Regions from separate parts of the Homo sapiens genome. Here region 1 is linked to region 2. Evidence: read pairs that join two places in POLR2A ChIA-PET (ENCODE). Cell type or tissue: GM12878. All regions are shown on one strand. Each heading gives the region's core, and the rest is flanking DNA. Links, peaks and the distances in the headings are about the cores only.

Region 1 (2,911 bases), core at 229-2,728, 290 kb before region 2:
CACCTGGCCCTTGGGAGAAATTCAGTTGAGCTGTGGCTCATGCCCATAATTCCAGCACTTTGGGAGGCCGAGGCAGGAAGATTGCTTTTAATGACCAGGATTCAATCAAAGCTTTGCATCTTCCTGTAATGTCTTTACTCTCTTTTCATTCATAACAGTTCCCCTGTTTCCCTCTCTTGGCCAGGCTGGTCTCCAACTCCTGACCTCCAGTGATCCTCCCACCTTGGCCTCCCAAGGTGCTGGGATTACAGGTGTGAGCCACCGTGCCTGGCCTTTTAAATTAAATTAAATTAATTTTTTTTTTTTTTGAGACTGAGTCTTGGTCTGTGGCCCAGGCTGGAGTGCAGTGGCACGATCTTGGCTCACTGCAGCCTCTGCCTCCTGGGTTCAGGTGATTCTCCTGCCTCAGCCTCCCCAGTGGCTGGGATTACAGGCGCCTCCCTCCATGCCAGGCTAATTTTTGTATTTTTGGTAGTGATGGTGTTTCGCCGTGTTGGTCAGGCTGGTCTCGAACTCCTGACCTCAGGTGATCCGCTTGCCTCGGCCTCCCAAAGTGCTGGATGGACAGGCGTAAGCCACCGAGCCCGGCTGACGTTCACTTTTTGAAGAGACCAGGACAGTTATCTTATGAATGCCCATAGTCTAGATTTGCCTGAGTGCTTCCTCATGGCCTCCTTTAACTTGTATCTTGATCTTCCTATACTTTTTGTAGTCTGGAAATTAGGCCTAGAGGCTTGATTGGTACAGTTTTGCCAAGAATATGTCATAGGTGATACTGAACATTTCCTAACGCATCACATCAAAATTATCAGGTTGTCCCACTCATTAATGTTAAGTTGGATCACTTGGTTAAAGTGATGGTTGCCAGATATCTTCCCCAAATTGACATTTAAGAATCACAGGCCAGGCCAGGCATGGTGGCTCACGCCTGTAATCCCAGCACTTTGGGAGGCCGAGGTGGGTGGATCACCTGAGCTCAGGAGTTCAAGACCAGCCTGATTAACATGGAGAAACCCCATCTGTACTAAAAATACAAAAATTAGCCGGGAGTGGTGGCGCATGCCTGTAATCTCAGCTACTTGGGAGGCTGAGGCAGGAGAACATGCTTGAACCCGGGAGACGGAGGTTGCAGTGAGCCGAGATTGTGCCATTGCACTCAAGCCTGGGCGACACAGCGAGACTCCGTCTAAAAAAAAATAAAAATTAAATAAAAAATAAGGAATCACAGGACAGTTTTTCAGCTTCTTATAATGTCAAACATACACTCACAGCCTGATAGGATGGTTCACGCCTGTAATCCCAGCACTTTGGGAGGCTGAAGCGGGCAGATCACCTGAGGTTAGGACTTCAAGACCAGCCTGGCCAACATGGTGAAACCCCATCTCTACTAAAAATACAAAAATTAGCCAGGCATGGTGGTGGGTGACTCCAATCCCAGCTACTCGGGAGGCTGAGGCAGGAGAATCGCTTGAACCCGGGAAGCGGAGGTTGTGTGAGTCGAAATTGCACCACAGCACTCCAGCCTGGGCGACAGAGTGAGACTCCATCTCAAAAAAAAAAAAAAAAAAAAAAATACACTCACTATATGAGCCAGCAATTCCTCGTGTAGGTGTTTTTAGAAGAGAAATGAAAACTTATGTTCATACAGAAACTTGTACATGAGTTTATAGTAGCTTTATTCATAATTGCCCCTAACGAGATAACCCAAATGCCCTTCAACTGGGGAATGGATAGACAGACTGGGATGCATCCTTATGATGGACTGATACTCAGCAATGAAAAGGAAAAAGATACAGACGCAGACACCGCCATGAGGAACTTTAAATGCATTATGCTAAGTGTAAGAAGCCAGACTCGAAAGGCTACTGCATTCTGTTTGACTCCATTTACATAACATTCTAGAAATAGCAAAAATCGTAGGAACAGAAAACCCTAACCCTAAACCAAAATATCAATTTTTAAATTTAATAGTGAGAGATAGATGTTTTCAGTGACTGACAGACTCATTCAGTACTTTCCTAGTATCAAGAAATCTGGAAAAGTTAAGTGTCAATCAGAAAGATTCTAGGTAAAGGTGGAATCAGAACGAAGGGAAGTGTGGGAATGTTTCACGGTGCTCATAGTGAAGCTTCATGAATGGAGCAGATTTTGTTAATTGCCTAATTAACATTCATTCCCCTCCTTCTTTCTCCTTAAAAGCACCAAACTTTGGGGAGGTATCCACCTTCCTCCACAAAGCCATATGCTTTACTACACCAGTTATGTTTATCTCACATCCCTTGGCAGAGACTGGTTTAGGAACAGAATTGTGACTCAATTCAGACTCAATTCAGACGAATTTTGAAGGAATGTCTCTCCCAGGAGACTTCTAGGAAATGTGTCCTTTCTCACAGAAGAGATGAGCTGATGCTTCTTCCTTTGCATGTCACTGTACCTGAATGTGATGCTTCAGACTACTGCAGCTGTCTTGCTACCAGCCTAGAACAAAGCTCAGACAGTCCTGGGAAAGTCAAGAGAATCAGAGGCAGAGCTGGAGCCCTGTGGTACCCAACACAGGCCCTACCCTAGCTCACCTTGCTATTTAAGCTAGCTAAATTTCGTTTTCCCGACATAACATCCAATACCCTAAACAACTTAATGCCTGTCCCACAATATAATATGTCTTTTTGGTGGTAGCGATATTGGCCCACCTGAGAAGTGCTGAAAAATAACTGAAATATTTTTATTCTTTGAACTTTTTTTTAAAATACTAATTGCTATGCACATCACCTCCCCAAACTTTCTGTCAATTCATTTTGTCTGGGTTCAAATCCCAGTTTCACTTCTTACATTACAGATGTTTCTTTTTTTAATTTTTTTTTGAGACAGTCTCACTCCGTTGCCCAGGCTGGAGTGCAGCGGCGAGATCTCA
Region 2 (2,911 bases), core at 221-2,720:
TTTGGGAGGTTGAGGTGGGCAGATCACCTGAGGTCAGGAGTTCGAGACCAGCCTGGCCAACAAAGCAATGTCCTGTCTCTACAAAAAGTAGAAAAATTAGCCAGGCGTGGTGGCACACACCTGTAATCCCAGCTACTTGGGAAGCTGAGGCAGGAGAATCCCTTGAATCCAGGAGGCGGAGTTGCAGTGAGCTGAGACTGTGCCACTGCACTCCAGCCTGGGCAACAGAGCGAGACTCTGTCTCAGTAATAATAATTAATAATAATAAATAGAGAGTTACAGGGATCATGGCGGACGGGAGGCAGGACTAGATTGCAGCTGTGACTCAGATGGACAGAGCAGCTGTGGAGACTCACATAGTGAATTTTTGCTCTGGAATGACTGCAGGAATAAAGCAGGAAAGCTGAGAGCACCCACAGACCCCATGAAGGAAGCAGATCGCTCCTGCAGGACCCATGAGACACCCCAAATACTGTGCTGGTATCCATGGCTGAGAGACTCACACAGACAGTTCACATCACAGGACTCAGTGCAGACAACCCCAGTACCAGCCTGGAGCCTGGTAGACGTGCTGGGTGGCTAAATCCAGAAGAGAGATAACAATCGCTATAGCTTGTCCTCAGGAAGCCACATCCATAGGAAAAGGGGGAGAGTGCTACATCAAGGGAACACCCCGTGGGACAAAAGAATCTGAACAGCAGCCTTGAGCCCTAGACCTTCCCTCTGACAGAGACTACCAAAATGAGAAGGAACCAGAAAACCAACTCAAAACAAGGTTCTTTAACACCTCCAAAAAATCACACTAGCTCACCAGCAATGGACCCAAACCAAGAAAAAAATCCCTGGTTTACCTGAAAAAGAATTCAGGAGGTGAGTTATTAAGCTAACTAGGGAGGCACCAGAGAAAGGCGAACCCCAATGTAAGGAAAAAAATGATACAAGAAGTGAAGGGAGAAATATTCCAGGAAATAGGCAGCATAAATGAAAAACAATCAAAACTTCAGGAAACATTGGACACACCTAATAGAAATGCAAAATGCTCTGGAAAGTCTCAGCAATAGACTCAAACAAGCAGAAGAAAGAAATTCAGAGCTTAAAGACAAGGTCTTTGAATTAACCCAATCCAACAGAGACAAAGAAAAAAGAACAAGAAAATATGAACAAAGGCTCCAAGGATTCTGGGATTATGCTAAACACCCAAACCTAAGAATAATTGGTGTTCCCGAGGAAGAAGAGAAATCTAACAGTTTGGAAAACATATTTGAGGAAATAATCGAGGAAAACGTGCCCGGCCTTGCTAGAGACCTAGACATCCAAATACAAGAAGCTCAAGGAACATCTGGGAAATTCATCGCAAAAAGATCATCGCCTAGGCACATAGTCATCAGGTTATCTAAAGTCAAGACGAAGGAAATAATCCTAAGAGCTGTGAGGCAAAAGCACCAGGTAACCTATAAAGGAAAACCTATCAGATTAACAGCAGATTTCTCAGCAGAAACCCTGCAAGCTAGAAGGGATTCAGGTCCTATCTTCAGCCTCCTCAAACAAAACAATTATCAGCCAAGAATTTTGTATCCAGTGAAACTAAGCTTCATATATGAAGGAAAGATACAGTCTTTTCCAGACAAATGCTGAGAGAATTTGCCACTACCCAGCCAGCACTACAAGAACTGCTAAAAGGAGCTCTAAACCTTGAAACAAATCGTGGAAACACATCAAAACAGAACCTCTTTAAAGCATAAATCTCACAGGACGTATGAAACAAAAACACAATTTAAAAAATAAAAACAAAAAACCGAGCCATATAGACAACAAATAGCACGATGAATGGAATGCTACCTCACATCTCAATACTAACATTGAATGCCAATGGCCTAAATGCTGCATTTAAAAGACACAGAGTTGCACAATGGGTCAGAATTCGCCAGCCAACTATCTGCTGCCTTCAGGATGCTCGTCTAACACATAAGGACCCGCACAAGCTTAAGGTAAAGGGCTGGAAAAAGACATTTCAGGCAAATGGACACCAAAAGTGAGCAGGGGTAGCTATTCTTTCATCAGACAAAACAAACTTTAAAGCAACAGCACTTAAAAAAGACAAAGAGGGACAGTATATAATGGTGAAAGGCCTTGTCCAACAGGAAAATACCACAATCCTAAACATATATGCACCTAACACTGGAGCTCCCAAATTTGTAAAGCAATGACTAATAGACCTAAGAAATGAGATAGACAGCAACACAGTAATAGTGGGGAACTTCAATACTCCACTGACAGCACTAGACAGGTCATCAAGACAGAAAGTCAACAAAGAAACAATGGATTAAAACTATACCCTGAAACAAACGGACTTAACATATATGCAGAACATTCTACCCAACAACCGCAGAATACACATTCTATTCAACAGTACATGGAACTTTCTCCAAGATAGACTATATGATAGGCCACAAAACGAGCCTCAATAAATATAAGAAAATTGAAATTCTATCAAGCACTCTCTCATGGCCACAGTGGAATAAAACTGGAAATCAACTCCAAAAGGAACCTTCAAAACCACGCAAATACATGGAAATTAAATAACCTGCTCCTGGATGATCATTGGGTCAAAAATTAATTCAAGATGGAAATTAAAAAATTCTTCAAACTGAACAACAATAGTGACACAACCTGTCAAAACTTCTGGGACACAGCAAAGGCAGTGCTAAGAGGAAAGTTCGTGGCTCTAAACACCTACGTCAAAAAGTCTGAGGCCGGGCGCAGTGGCTCCCGCCTGTAATCCCAGCACTTTGGAAGGCCGAGGGGGGCGGATCACGAGGTCAGGAGATCGAGACCATCCCGGCTAACACGGTGAAACCCCATCTCTACTAAAAATACAAAAAATTAGCCAGGCGCGGTGGCGGGCATCTGT

What was found. ChIA-PET counts read pairs that join two places held together with the same protein. Peaks named below come from ENCODE experiments on the same cell type or tissue, not always from the same donor. Only the 100,000 strongest peaks of a DNase experiment are listed, where the experiment ranks them.
Region 1: POLR2A ChIA-PET joins it to region 2 with 5 read pairs; 2 of 35 experiments call an interaction of 5 or more read pairs at or near these places.

Annotation. Positions count from the first base shown.
Region 1 is chr3:196,440,403-196,443,313 of GRCh38, reverse strand. No RefSeq gene overlaps it. Among named protein-coding and RNA genes, the nearest start is that of UBXN7, 9.4 kb to the right of the region's middle. In GM12878, for the core only: no CTCF peak of the experiment used is centred there; DNase peaks (open chromatin) are centred at 1,732 and 2,413; H3K4me3 peaks cover 728 bases; H3K27ac peaks cover 2,413 bases.
Region 2 is chr3:196,155,353-196,158,263 of GRCh38, reverse strand. The region is part of intron 2 of LINC00885 (long intergenic non-protein coding RNA 885); the gene reads right to left. Among named protein-coding and RNA genes, the nearest start is that of LINC00885, 14 kb to the right of the region's middle. In GM12878, for the core only: no CTCF peak of the experiment used is centred there; no DNase peak of the experiment used is centred there.